2 separate regions of the Homo sapiens genome follow, and region 1 is linked to region 2. A link is an interaction called in ENCODE POLR2A ChIA-PET data of the cell type or tissue named here. Cell type or tissue: Panc1. All regions are shown on one strand.

The links. Peaks named below come from ENCODE experiments on the same cell type or tissue, not always from the same donor. Only the 100,000 strongest peaks of a DNase experiment are listed, where the experiment ranks them.
Region 1: POLR2A ChIA-PET joins it to region 2 with 11 read pairs; 2 of 35 experiments call an interaction of 5 or more read pairs at or near these places.

What each region holds. Positions count from the first base shown.
Region 1 is chr1:84,058,760-84,066,759 of GRCh38, forward strand. No RefSeq gene overlaps it. Among named protein-coding and RNA genes, the nearest start is that of TTLL7, 64 kb to the left of the region's middle. In Panc1, no CTCF peak of the experiment used is centred here; no DNase peak of the experiment used is centred here; H3K27me3 peaks cover 615 bases.
Region 2 is chr1:83,896,543-83,904,542 of GRCh38, forward strand. It overlaps TTLL7 (tubulin tyrosine ligase like 7), which reads right to left. Exons shown (of 21, transcript NM_024686.6): 18 at 7,537-7,617. Among named protein-coding and RNA genes, the nearest start is that of LINC01725, 40 kb to the left of the region's middle. In Panc1, no CTCF peak of the experiment used is centred here; DNase peaks (open chromatin) are centred at 4,189 and 5,179.

The DNA of each region.
Region 1 (8,000 bases), 160 kb after region 2:
GGAGATGTGGCGGATTTGAAATTGGTGAGATGTTTCTTGGGCTGGTCGGTCTGAAGACCTGAGGTCGTAGGTTGATCTTTCTCACGGAGCAAAGAGCAGGAGGACGGGGGATTGATCTCCCAAGGGAGGTCCCCCGATCTGAGTCACGGCACCAAATTTCACGCGCGTCCATGTGAAGAGACCACCCTGATTTGTTTTTCTATGTTATATTTATTAACTCATTATTTTTGCTTTCCACCTTTTTATAATACATTGATAGAAATAGGATGTCAAATTGTTCTCCAAGTGAATCATACAAATTAATCCTCTCTTCCATACAATATAAAAATACCTTTTAACACATATATTAACAAGTCTTAGATAAAGTGTTATCATTCTTTATGGTAGTTATGAATCAGATATGTAGAGAATCTTATCCTATTATTATTTTATTTTGCATGTATAAATCTGAATTTCTTTTCAAGTATTTTTTGGCTGTTTTGGGGTTGACTGCTAATTTTCTTTACCACTTTTCATCTTACTTGTAAATAAGATTTGTAGGTGTTATTTATATTTAAATAATATTAGATCTTTGACTAATCTTTTGTAATTTTTTGGCTGGCTTTTCTTTTTCCTTCCTTTTTTTTTTTTTTTCTTTTTGCCACATAGGCATATATATGCTTTTTTATTTTATGGTTTCCAGTTTTGTGTTACACTTTTAGAAAATTTTTCTCTACTCTATCATTATAAAAAATTTACTTATGTTTTCTTACAACACTTCCAGGATTTTACTTATTGCATGTATATCTGTAATACTTTTGGAATTAATTTTGGTACAAGAAATGAAACAATCATCTAACTTTTTTCTTACTGGTTAGCTAGTATAATATGTATTTCACAGGCCTTATGAATATTAGTAACAAGACTAGTTAAATCTAATAGTCTAATCAACAGGGAGACTATAGCTGCTTTTTTATTCTTTTGGCTGTATAGTGAAGCAGACTTGTTTTGGAAACAAGAAGGCTCTTAGAGATGAACTTTTAATCTCAGAAAAACTGATAATTTACTTAAAAATTAAAGAAAAGAATACCACATTTTTTGTATTAGCTGATCTATTTTCAGTTTTTCCAGTTGAATTTTTTTCTTTCAATTTTATCACATACTTATTTTCTTATTTACAGGAAGAAAAAACAATTGCTTTATACAGGTTGCCAAATTGTTATCCAAATGTATTATACAAATAGAGGGGAAAGGAGGAATAGTACAGTTCACATTTAGAGTACCTACTTTGTGTTATAAAATATGTAAGACTCTATGTTGTCCACAAAGAATAGACACTATTGTTAAGGAGACAGGATTGATAAGACCGGATGATGGAAAGAGCAACATGGGGGAAAATATCTAAGGATATCTAAGGAAGGGTGATTTTCTAAGGAAGCATGTGTCATTCTATGCTATCATCAATGTAGAATTTGAAATATGGAAGACAAATGTTTACTGTGTATTATTTAGGATTGTGTTCAGTAGCTGAAAATAACATGAAACCTAACCAACAGAAGCTTAAAAGGGGATTATGTATTTCAGAGATTCAACAATGTCATCAAAAACTAGGCTTCTCTATCTTTCTGATCTCCTATGTGGAGAAAGTGGTTTTGTCCTTGTATCCAGGCAAAAAAAAAAAAAAAAAAAAAAAAGTGGAAAGATAGGTAGGAAGGAGAAGTACCTACACCAGAAAATTGAAAATTTTTAAATAAATCCTTAGCTTACATCTTCTTGCTCAAATTGATCACATATTCACCCTGAGCTGTAAGGGAGCCATGGAAGCAACACTTTTTAAAAACAATATAAACCCAAACAAAACTGTGCTTTTGTTGGTAAGAAGGAAGAGAAAAAATGGACTTTGGGAACGCAACTGGCAGTGTCTTTAGTCTTGAGCTTTTAAAATTCATTGTTTACCCTGGTACTGAGTTATTTTTAGAACACAAATCACTCATTCCTCTGTAGAATCCTTCAATAGCTCCCTTTCACCGTCAGGATAAAATAAAAACACATTAGGATAGGTACAAGCCCCCTTTAATCCAGTTATTTTCTACTTCAGCATCTACATCTTTTCCCATTTCCCCATAACGATCCTCCCATATTGGAGTATTTACATTTCCCTGATTGACGTGACCACACTCACATTTCACTGCCTCTGTATAGGCTCAAATGCATGTTCTGCTTCACATGTTTGTCCCCATCTCTCAAGCCCTCTGGCCAACTTCCACTTCCACTTCAATGCTCAAGTGTAGCAATCCTTTTTCTGAGCAGTTTTTCCCAAAGTCAGAGTTAAATACCCTCCTTCTCAGTGATTTCACAAAAACCATTGTATACTTATAACACTGTGCATTAGAAACACACACTGCATTAGATAGAGTTTGCTTATCTGCCTCTTCTCTTAGACTGAACTGGCAGATCACACAAGCTCAGGAAATGTAGCTAAATGAATGAATGAGGTCAACTCTATCACATGATGCTTCTAGTAACATTATCTTAAAAATATAGAAAGCAAATATTGGGAAAATTACAAAGAAAAATCAACAAATCCATCATCCTGTAGTGGGAGATTTTATTACCCTCCATCAGTATTTGCTAGATTAAGTATCCAAAAATCAGTAAGCTTATACAACACTTGAACATGATTAACAAATTTAACTTAATAGACATATATGAAACACAACGAAATAACTGCAGAACACACATTCTTTTCATTCATGCTGACTTGTGACAGGTATAAGATTTGACCATTTAACTTGGTCATAGAGCATGTCTAAACAAATTGGAAGAATGAGATAACACAGGAAATGTACTCTGACAACAGCGCAACAATGGTAGAAATTAATAACAAAATCTAACTAAAAAATCTCTTACAGCTGTAGGTTTTCATTAGGAATATGATACATTTTGAGTTAACTTTTGTATTTTGCATGAGGTATGGATCAAAGTTCTTTTTAAAAGATGGATATCCACTGTTACAGCAGTTTGTTTCAAAGATATTCCTTTCTTCACTCAAAATGTACCTTTGAACCTTTTGCACCTTTGTCAAGAATCAACTGAAAGTATACGTATGGGTCTATTTCTGACTACATGTCTGTCTTTACACCAAAATCATACTATCTTAATTAGTGAAGCTTTATCATAAGTCTTTAAATCAGGCAGTGTATATGTTACAACTTGCTTTTTCTTTTTCAGAGTTGTGTTAGCTATTCTTTCTAAATCCTTTGCACTTCCATGTGAATGTTAGAATCAGCTTGTCAATGAAAAAAAAAAGGTGATGTAATTTTGCTTGGGAATCCATTGAATCTGTAGATAAATTTTAGGAGGAAGTGACATCATAACAAAATTGAGTCTTCTGATGCATGAACATGGCTTATCACTTCATTAACTTAGCTCTTCCTTAACTTTTTTTTTTTTTTTTTTGAGACGGAGTCTCACTCTGTCGCCAGGCTGGAGTGCAATGGCGCGATCTCGGCTCACTGCAACCTCCCCCTCCAGGGTTCAAGCAATTCTCCTGCCTCAGCCTCCTGAGTAACTGGGATTACAGGCATGTGCCACCATGCCCAACTAATTTTTGTATTTTTAGTAGAGATGGGGTTTCACCATGTTGGCCAGGCTGGCCTCAAACTCCTGACCTCAGGTGATCCACCCACCTTGGCCTCTCAAAGTTCTGGGATTACAGGCATGAGGCACCACGCCACCGTGTTAACTTCTCACAGCAATATTTTATAGTTTTACGTTTACAGGTCTTGAACCTCTTTTGTCACATTTATTCCTAAGTATTTAATATACTTGATGCTACTGTAAGTTGAACTTTAAAAATTTTAATGCACAGACTAGAACTTTCAGTAAAATGTTAAATAGAAGTGGTGAAAGCAATCACTCTTATCATGTTTCTGATCTCAGGAAGAAAGAATTTGATGTTTCAACACTTGTTAGCCTAAGGGTTTAGGTAGATGTCATACATTTGGATGAAGAAGTTCCCTTCTATTCCTAGATGAAAGTTGTTTTAAAATCAGAAATGAAATTGGATTTTGTGAAATGATTTTCTGCATCTATTGGGATGATTATGATTTCAACATTTTACTCTGTTAATATGGTAAATTATAATACACTGATTGCTTTTCAAATGTTAAGATAATCTTGCATTTCTGATATAAGCCCCACTTGGCAATGATGTATTATCCCTTTTATATGTTATTGGATTTAATGTGTTACCATTTCATTTAGAATTTTTGCATGTATGCTAGTAATTGATACTGGTTTGTAGATTTCTTTTTTTTTTTTTTTTTTTTTTTTGTGACAGAGTCTCACTTGTCGCCCAGACTGGAGTCCAATGGCGCGATCTTGGCTCACTGCAACCTCCGCCTCCCGGGTTCAAGTGATTCTCCTGCCTCAGCCTCCTGAGTTGTTGGGATTACAGGTGCCTGCCACCATGCCTGGCTAATTTTTTTTTTTTTTTTGTATTTTAGTAGAGATGGGGTTTCGCCATGTCGGCCAGGCTGGTCTTGAACTCCTGACCTCAGGTGATCCACCTGCCTTCTCCTCCCAAAGTGTTGGGATTACAGGCGTCAGCCACTGTGCCCAGCCTGTAGATTTCTTTCTTGTAACATCTTTGTCTGGTGTTGGTAACAGAGTAATGTTGGTGCCATAGCATAAGTTAAGATGTATATCCCCATCTTTAATTTTGGGGAAGACTTTGTGTAGAATTGGTATTATTTTATTCTTAAATATTTGGTAGAATTCACTAGTGAAGCCATCTGTACTTGGAGTTTGTGCCCTAGTGCTAAGCAAAAATTTGTTAGATATGACAGCAAAATCATGATCCAAAAAAGAAAAAAAATGATAAATTGAATTTCGTTAAAATTAAGAACTTCTGTTCTTTGACGGACAGTATTAGTAGAATGAAAGATAAACCACAGATTAAATGAATATGTTTGCAAATAACATCTGATAAAATAACTGTATTCAGAATAAAGAACTCTCAAAATGCAATAATAAAAATAGAGAACCCAATAAAAGTGGGCAAAATGTTTGAATAGATATTTCACCAAAAAAAGATGCATGGATGGCAAGTAGGCACAGAAAAAGATGCTCAAGATTACTATCATTAGCTAAATGTAAATTATTACCATAATAGAATACTATTACACATTTGTTAGAATATCTAAAATTAAAAATTAAAAGGATTGATCATACTAAAGTACTGGTGAGAGTGTGGAACAATTAGAACCCTCATACTGTTGGGAATGTAAAATGTTAGACTATCTTAGAAAAACAGCTTGGCAATTTCTTTAAAAATTAAACATATATGTCTCATATGATCCAGCCATTCTACTCCTAGGATTCACCCAAGTTAAATGAAAGCATAAAATCGTACAAAGACCTGTATACGAATACTCACAGTAGCTTTACTGTAATAGCCAAAATTGGAAATATTGTAAATATTGATCAGCAGGTGAATGTGTACACATAGCCATACAATGAAATACTACTCAACAATAAAAACCAGTGAACTCTTGATATGTGAAACAACATGGATTAATCTAAAAATAATTATGCAGAGTGAAAGAAGCCATACCAAATAAGAATACATACTGCTTGAGCCCATCATTTAAATTCAATGAAATGCAAGCTAAACTATAGTGACAGAAAGCAGGCACATCATTGACTAGGACTTGGTGGGCAAGGAGGGGCATGAGGGAAAGATTACAAAGGAGCAAGAGGAAACTTTTTAAGGTGATGAATATATTCATTATTGTAATTGTACTGATGGTTTTGTGTGTACATAAATTTTAAAAATTATTGCACACTTAAATATGTCAACTATCTTTAATAAAGCTGATAAAATATTAAATACTTCAGAAATACTAGAAAGGAAATAAAAAGTCTAACCATATGTGATGGTTTATTTCAGGTGTCAACTCGACTGAACTGGGGGATGCTTCTGGATGTGTCTGTGAGGGTGTTTCCAGAAGAGATTAACCTGTGAGTCAGTGGACTGACAGAAGAAGACCCACTCTCAATGTGGGCAGGCACCGTACGATCAGTTGGGGGCCTAGGGATGAGAAAAAACAGGGGAAAAAAGAGGTGATTGGTGATTCTCTCTATCTCCCTCCCTCTTCTCTCTTTCCCTCCATCCCTTTCTCCTCCCCCGACACTCCTTTCCTGGAGCAGGATACTTGTTCTCCTTCTGCCTTTGGACACAAGACTCCAAGTTTTTCAGCTTTTGGACTCAGCAACTTGCACCAGAGGTTTCCCAGGGCTCTGGTGCCTGACTGGGAAGCTGGACTGTCAGCTTCCCTGGTTCTGGGGTTCCTGAACATGGACTGAGCCACTACTGGATTCTCTTCTCCTTGGTGATACCATGAGCCAATTTCCCTTAATAAATCCCCTTCCATATATCCTACTGGTTCTGTTTCTCTTAGAGAACACTGATTAATACACCATGAATGGGGAGAAGATAATTGCCACATATACAGGCTAGAAAAAGTTAGGATTTAGCAAATATGCAGAGCCCCTAGGAATCAGTAAGAAAAATGTTAACAACTCAATACAGAAGTGGATAAAAGTAATGGAGAGAAATGTCACATAAGTGGCTCTCAAACATATAAAATTTTATACACATTTTTTTCAGCACACAAATTAAAACCACTTTTCAGATTGGTTAAACTAGACTTTTGGAAACACTGGTTTTACTGGTTATTGTTCTGGAATGAGACAGATCTGGGTTGAAATGAAGTATATATGGTTCTTGATTTCCTAGGTATAAAAATTTGGGCAAGTTATATTACCTGTATCTGTCTGATCTTCATTTTGTGAAATGGGAATATAACAGGTCTTTAGATATATTACTTCATATAATTCACAAAACAGTCAATTGTTGTGCGAATTATGTGAAGTAATATATTTAAAGGGTTTTAGTGCAGAGCCTGGTAGATAAGATAAGCTTTTGTAAATTTTAGTTACAATTACAATTGTTGGTGGTGAGGTTGTGATTTTGTAGCCCAGAGGTCAGCTGGGGCCATTCAGCTACTTAACTCTACAAAAAGTTGATTCCAATCCCAATTACATGGATTTTATATCCAAAACTTTCCCCATGATTTTATACACACCTCTTATAGGTTTATATTTACATATACAGGTCATATATTTTCTGAGACTCTCTGGTTTTCTGATTTCCTGTCTGTCAAGAGTTTTTGGTCTTTGTTCGATAATATCTTACAGCTATTCATTTCTCTGTCATAATTTTAAGTCAAAGGTGAAAATGCCCTTTATACTTTATCATTTCCTTCAGAGTAACCACAAAGATGGGCCGTTGCTTGTAGCAAAACTTTAATTGAAGATTTGGGGGCTACCTTAAGTGATACATAGGAAACAACTCAGAATCAATTGTTAGATCCTTTATCTGCAATAGCTGCTCCTGACTCCTTCAATCTTACTAATTTTCCCTTTCTATCTCCCTTCTTTCCAGATTACTCTTAATTTTGAATTCTCCTTTAATTAAACAGACCATTTCAGCTCTCTAGCCACTCCTACACTTGCATAGTTACTGATAAAACAAATGGCTTTTATTTAGCAAGAGTCATTGTTTCTTAGAGAATACATGTGGTTATAAGTAGTATATAATAAAATGTTTGGAAATAAAAAAGTAAAAATCACCTTAATGTTCTGCAGTGGTTCTGCCATATCCAACAGATAGTATTTAAATAGCAACTTCAACTTATAGGTCAGAAAAACTAAGAAATTATATTTGAATTCATTCTCTTTAATTAGACCCTGAATAATTATTTAACATAATTTTTAAAAGAAATTAAACTTGAGTTTCCTTCTTTATCCTTTCTGTGTTTCCAAATAATCATGAGTTATAGTGGTAAGACCCTCTAACACATCTGTGTGAAGTTCAGTGAAACACTGGCTTGGGAATCTAGAGCCTTGGTTTCAGTCCTGTTTTTTTCTCAGACGATTTAACAAATCCACTTAAC
Region 2 (8,000 bases):
CAGCGATGGCTATAGGGTAAAGGCATCTTTGCTGATGCAAAACGAACAGCTCTGAACAGCATCTATGTCAGCCTGAATAAAACAGAGACGGAAAATAGTATCATCAAAATGCATGCAGAAGCAGCCACAGTAGGTATTAAAAATAAATTGCTATTTAGAGAAGTAATACTTGATAAACAAGGACCTCTTAGCACCCTAAAATAAATGCAAATACAGTACAACCTTAATGTCATTAGTTATTTCTCTTCATCCTCCACTCTTAGTTTATGTTTAGGTATCACATCAGATAATAAGCTTTTCAGCAAATCTGGCATTCTTTGCAGCCCACCAACATGACTATATTTTCATACTTCATATATATTCCTCACAAACTATATAAAGCAACTGCATTCTTGGCAGAAAGCTAAATTATGCAAGTATGGAGTTACCACAACATGACATTAAATAAGATTAACTATTTCCATTTTCACCTGGTGAGGGTTCTTTTCAGGATTTAATTCCCATACCCTTGATCTTTACATTTTACATCCATTAAGGAAAATTTGAAGGCAAATAATTTTTTTTTAATTTCCAAGAACAGAAAAAAGGAAAGCATGTGAAAGACTCTGTGTGTATGTCATTCTAATCTTGGAGCTTTACAACAGGCTAATAACCACAAATGCCTCAATCCTGGAACAGGAAAAGTGGTATATATATTTCCATAATGGTCTCTAAATGGAATTAAGATACTTAAATAAGAGTCTTGTGCTTCCATACCTTGAATAGTGCCTGGGGCATGGTAGTCCCTCAATAAATATCTGTTGAATGCATGATTAAGTGAGCAAATAAATGAATGAGTAAACAACTCTCAAAATCCCTAACAGTGTCTAGCATATTATTTGTATAAAATTGGCAATCAATAAATGTTTGTTAAATTAAAATGTATCACGCACAGCCTTTGTGGCAGCCATGGAGATGTGCCACTTAAATTAACATGTTTCAAAGAATGCAGTTAGCTGATGGCTTCCCCACTGGGGATCCACTGCAATATTCAAACCATGCTTACACTCTCCCAAGATAGTTCCCAGCCAAGGATGAAGCATGGCTGGGATACGAGTGAAGAGCTATTTCTGCTCACTGTGATCCCTTCAACAGCCAGTCTTTGTTCTGGGCTCCCCATCAGCCTGACCACAACTTTCTCAGAGATCCACTAAAGTCTGAGGTTCTTCCTACCCAGTCCTCCTCCCTTGCATTCACTGGAGTCAGACCTGCATTGTAGCCCTAAGGCTCTTCCTGCCTACTTGCGCTCTCTCTCCCCATTATCTTCCTTGGGTGTTTTCCATTAAAAAAAAAAAAAAAAAAAACTTTCACTGTTAATTCCACCTTAGTGTCTGCCTCCCAGAAGATTAAGCTGGTAAAGCTTTCAATGATTATTGACTGACATCACAGCCAAAAGAAGGATGGATCTGATTAACATGCATCTAATGTAAATTAGTTAAGTCCTTAGCTTTCTAAACAGATACATTTTTGTAATATCTAATTCTGCACTCCACAGGTGACCTACATTTCCAGGTTTCTTTTAGTTTCTTGGATGCAGTTTCTAGCTTTATAAGACAATAGCACAAGTTTCTAACTGATAGCCAAATAAATGATCAATATGTTATAGGCCAACAGACAATTTTTATACATCATTTTTATATATTCTATACAAAAGAATACCCCATATGAAGAATTCTTAGTAAAATAAAATACATCAGAGAAACAGTCTGACATGGGGAACCTTAGTACAAAAGAAAAAATTTCAGCCTGCAACCCTTCTAAGGCTAGAGTACATTCCCTTATGATGTCTCACTTAAGCACAAGGACCCTTCAATACTTAATGTTGTAAACCTCAAAGAAGTTCTGAGAAGTCACCTGTCCAAGGTAAAGGCCATAGGCAATACTGAACTCAAGTCCATACTGTCTCATGAGATGTCTACTACAATGTCATGTAATGAAAAGAGGTCTAGTAACTCTTTCTATTACATGCTTTTGCCTCTCTAATTTCACCATATAAAGCATTTTTTCAACGCACTTTGACTCATTATTATATTAGCTCTTATATTGTCAGGCAAAAAAAAATAATTCAGTCAGTCACTGTCTGATCACTTTACCTCTGATTTTATCAGAAATAAACTTCAGGTAGGGAAGAGGTGGAGAAAAAAATTATATATTAAATATATGTATATAAATAAATCAGCTAAACACATTTAAATTTGTTCCAATGATTACTTCCAAAATTACCTCTATATTTTTCTCTTATTCCTGTCTGGGGTAAATTTTAAGTATTTCACATAATTAATTCTAATGCTACTTACTAAGTAGAAAAAATTTTTTTTAAAAAATCCCAATGAGAATATGTTTACATTAGAGTTCAATACCTCTGTTGCTGGCTGGTTTGCACTGCTGGCTGGCTTGATGATTTGTATTCATGATGTGTATATTTGTTAGGCTTCTTTTTGTGAATATAGATAAAAGAACCTACAAATTTTGGCAGGGTTAACTTTATAAAAATGGAAAGTTTTATAAAACTTTATAGTAAAGTTTTAATATAAAGCTCCTTATATTAAAGTAGTTACTCATGGGTAAGGGGTCTTAAATTACCTGAATAAGGGGAAGAATGTCATCACAGAATGAATGCTGCTGAAAGCTGTCCTCTGCTTATTTTCCCAGATGTGCCTCACCTTTCACTATATATCTGAGAAATTTGAGACTGTTTTGGGAAGGCCTCTTAAAGAACAAAACTGTTGAAGGAAGAAAAGGAGCCCCAATAATCATGAGACTAGCAAGAAAAATTGCTACAAACAAGTTGCACCTGTTTAAATCCTGGGCTTCCACTTCTTTCACAGCCTAGGAGTAGCATTCCTCAGCGACTTTCAGGGCTCCATAAAATTGGGCATCTTTGCAAGATAAACTTGCTGTAGTTAAGACCAGCCCTTTCTGTTCTTTTAAGAGCCAAAATTCAATATATGAATTTTTCTGCGAAAAAAATAGAATTGTCTATAGAATTGTCTATTAAATTGTCTATGTAGAAGAATGACAGTAAACGTTTGGGTAGTGCAAACTGTGGGACTTTAACAAGCTTTTCCTGAAGACTGAATACATCGTTACACAAATACATCGCAAGCACAAAGGAAACACAATACTTTTGATTTATACCAAAGGAAGAAGCAGCGAAGCAGCAGCAAAGGAGCTCAAAAAAAAAGAGTAGCAGGGTATAAAAATTGTAATAAAGCTCCTCCCCTCACATTAGTGCTTCCACTCCCTCCACATAACGGTGTATGATTAATACTTAAAGGTGGTTGTACATCTGAGAACTGGAAGAAGAGATTACATAAAAATAGTTCACACCAAATATTCTTAGAATAAATCAGTATCAAAGAAGTAGATATACTGGTATATGTACTCATTAGTAAATTTATAAACAAGCATTTATTTTTCCTCTAAATGTAGAAAGTCAACTGAGCATAATAACCCTAAAACATATGAAATTGTTTCTTCCAATTCACAAATATTATTAGTCACACATGTCATTTAATCATCCCATCAATGTTTAACAGGCCTTCTCACATCACATGTAAAAAACAGAATAGCACTGTCTTATTATTGCTGTTCAAATAAACATCACTAACTAGTAAGGAAAGAAGACTACAGAAAGAAGCAGCTAGCTTGCTACTGAGTCTAGAATTAAAAGAGTCTAGAATGGAATCAACTTAACAAAAATTGATAGAAAGCCTCCTGCAGTTAACTACAAAATGAGACCCATCCTCTTGGCTTTTTAGAGGGATGGAAAAAATTATCCATAAATTTCTCAAGGGAGATCATAAGATAGCTGAATACAAAGTGCCATGAAGATTCAAGTAGAGAAAGATATCTGGTTGTAGGGGACTCCAGATGCTTTGTGAAGGAGATGGAGCTGGACCTTCAAAATATGTGGTGTGTGAGATTGTAAAGAAGGGATTCTAGTCAGCAAGGACAGCCGAAGCAAGGTCCTGGGGTCAGGGAGAGACACTCTCTGCCTCTTTCCCTTATTCCTACCTCAACACAAAACAAACGCACAGCACCATTACTTCACAAGCCCTTTCCATGGAGATGCCTTATCACTGTGATGAATGCTTATGTACAAAAATCTTTTACACGTTCAGGCAATTATTCTGTAGGATGGAATGCTGGAAGTGGTTTTGCTGACTCATAACATTATGAACATGTCATTTTAATAGATACTACAAATTACTTTTCTAAAGACTTGTACCAATGTACTATCTTTCTGTCTAATAGCATAGCAAAGGCCCTTTTACCCATACTATTTCCATCACTGGATATTATGTGTCTTACTAATTTTTGCTCATATGATGTTTTTTACTTGTTTTTTCCTCTTCATTAGTAAGGTCAAGGATCTATTTACATGTTAAATGGCTATCTGAAATCCATAAGTTGTCTTTTCATGGTCTTTCTATATGCTTTGCCATTTTATTTGTCAACATTTATAGGCAAGTTTCTTTTGTTGATTGATTTGCAGAAGGTATTGGTTCACTAGTGTTACTTGTCATTTTATGTGCTACACTTATCTGTCTTCCTCAAACTCCTCCTCTATCCCCCACCCAATTGCCCTCTCAACTTCTGCCTTTTAAGATATCTTTTACCTTTCATAAGATTTTATGTAATCAAATCTGCTGATCTTTTCCTAAGATTATAAACTTATCCTTCTGTATTTTCTTTTAAATTTTTAATATTTTCTTTTTTACATAGAAAGCTGCAATTATATGAAGTTTGTTTTTATATAGTGAGAATTAAGGCTCCAACTTAGTTTTCTTACAAATAGATAATTGCTTCAGTACCACTTAGTGGAAAAATCATCTTTTCTCTATTGGTTTGAAATACCACATTTATCCTGTATTATTAATATCGTACTCTCTACTTTTTTAAATTAGCAACTTACCTACACTTCTCTCTCTTCTAGATTACAAAAATTATATGGACTTAAGGAAATTCAGGGTTCCAATTCTAATAAAAATTCCATATTTCCATTAATCGAAGCCAAAGTCAGCGACTTGAAAACATATTCAGGGCTTCTCATGTGTTTTGCAATCTGCCTCTGTCACCAGCTTTACTACACCCTCCTCAACAGTGTACTCTACGTGGCACATGGCAGGACACTAAGCAAATATTTGCTGAATGAGTTAATGTGCAACAGTGAGTTCAGCTTACTCAGATAAAAGTATATAATTTAAGAGTCATCATGTAATCAGCATCAAGTTTCAGCTTATTCATGACAATTCCTAGAAAGGGCAAGTGATAGTTTGTATTACTGAAGGAATTCGACAACTTCACTCCACTACTAAAATAGTCTATCTCCCAGAAAACAATGTTACAGTGCAGTTGATGGGCCCTTCATGGTGCTGGCCACTCCACTCTTCCACTCTCCAAGACAACCATTATGTACCTTATACTCTCTCCCCAAATCTCCAGAAGCCCTCCCCACCAGAAGAAAACTTTCCCATCTTCCCACCACATTCCCATGCACCTGCCTTCCCCCCTGTTAGAATAAATGCTCTTGATTAGGAAAACCCTCCCCCTCTCACAGCTTACTTACTCAAGAACTTTTTAACACCTCTCTTTCCTGGGCCATTCCTCTCTTCTAAATCATTCTCATCATCATACAAACTGAAAACATCTTCATCTTAAAAAAAAACAAAAACCTTCTTGTTGGCCCACATTTCTCTCCATCTACCACCACCACATTTCCCTTTCCCCTCTATAGCAAAATTCCTTGAAAAAGTGCCTGTAGTAACTGTGGTGTTTTGCTTTCCACTTTTCTTCTTCTTGTACATATTCCAAGTTTTACTCCCCACCACCCCTCTAAATTTATGATTGGGGTCATCGCTAACATCCACATTGCCAAAAATTACAGTCAGTTCTTAGTGCTCAGCTTACAACCTCTGTCAGCAATATGTGACACAATTGATTACTCTGTCCTTAAAATAATTTCTTTTCTTGGCTTCAAGGACACCCAGTTCTCATGGTTTTTTCACATTTTACTGGCTGCTCCTTCTCAGTCCCCTTTGATAGATTCTCCCCATCTCTCTGATTTCTACATGTAGGAGTGGCTCAGGCCTCAGTCCTTGAAACTCGAGGTAGTTTCATCTAGTTGACACCTTAAATATCTTAGAGACTCCTAAATTTTTGTTCACCATACACAATCTTAGCCCTAAACTCAAAACTCTTATACAACTACACACTCAACATTTTCACTTGGATGTCCAATCAATATATCAACATCAACATGGTCAAAATAAAAATAAAATGAAACAACAGAAACAGCAAAACCCTCCCCCTCTTTCTCCAGCATCCATCCATTCAGTTACCACCCTAGCTAAGCACCCATTAGCTCTTGCCTCGGTTACCCTAAAAACCTTCTAGCTGGTCCCTATTTCTATTCTGCCAAATTCCCACTCCCCCGGTTCTATTCTTCACAAGTAGTTCTCATGATTCTCTTAAATTCTAACAGGCTATGTAACTTCTTTACTCAAAATTTCCCGTGGTTCCTCATCAACTGAAATAAAACCCAGTATCTTTCCATAGCCTACAAAGTTGTGACCTAGGTCCTCCCTATCTGTCCAACCTTATCTCTTACCAAGACCCCATCACTCACCATTTTCCAGCTAAAACAGACTATCCTATAAATATATAAATAAAATGGTGCCTTGCTCTGCTTCATATACCCATCAAACTAATTTCTACCTCAGCATCTCTGTATTTGTTCTTCCCTCTGCCTGAAACATTGTCTCTGAAGATATCTGTATAGCATGATTCTCATTTAAGTCTCTGCTCAAATACTACCTTCCCTCTATTTTTTTATCTCAATTTATTTTTCTTCATAGTACTTAGTACAGTCATCCCTCTCCACCTGTGAGGACTGGCGTCAGGACCCCCACTCCCAGATAGCAAAATCCATGGATGCTCAAGTCCATGATATAAAATGGTGGAATATTTGCATATAACCTATGCACATCCACCTGTATATTTTAAATCATCTCTAGATTACTTATAATTACTTATAATATCTAATACAATGTAAATTTTATGTAAATAGTTGTTACACTGTTGTATTGTTTAGGGATAATGACAAGGGAAAAAAAGTCTGTATATGTTCAGTACAGACACAGCCATCCTTTTTTTTCCAAACACGTTCAATCCCTGGTTGGTTGCATCCATGGATGCGAAACCCACAGACATAGAAGGCTGACTGTACTACCTTACATTCTATTATGCATTTATTTATTATCAGACATCTTAACTAGAATGTAAGTTCTATGAAAGCATGGATTTTTAAAAATTCACTTTTGTATCCTCAGAACCTAGAAGAGTGCCTGACACATAATAGATACTTAATAAGTGTTTGTTGAAGAAATGAGTAAACAAATGAGCAAATATACAGTCTGTCTATGAATTTGGCTTAATGATCCTAGCTTAATACATAATCCAAGAGGGAAAAAACTTGTTTTGAGCATTACTCACTTTTCGTTGTTTTACAGAGTCCAATTTTATGAGCCAATATGAAGCCACTTTGGTTTTATGATACTTCCAGTTATCAATGATCTGTTTGGAAGGAGGAACATTAAGAAATTTACAGGTTGAAACCCATTTTTTAAATTAATTTGTGTAATGAAAGCACTATAATATACTTGCAACAAATAATGCCAACTTTCATAAAAACACATGTGCAAAGATTTCTAATACAAATTAAAGAAACCATCTACATCCAAAGCTTTCTATTCTAGTTGTATTAAGAATACAATCTCTGTGGCCCACACCTGTAATTCCAGCACTTTGGGAGGCTGAGGCAGGCAGATCACTTGAGGCCAGGAGTTCAAGACCAGCCTGGCCAATATGGCAAAACCCTGTCTCTAAGAAAAATGTAAAAATTAGCTGGGTGTGGTAGTGCATGCCTGTAATCCCAGCTATTTGGGTGGCTGAGGCAC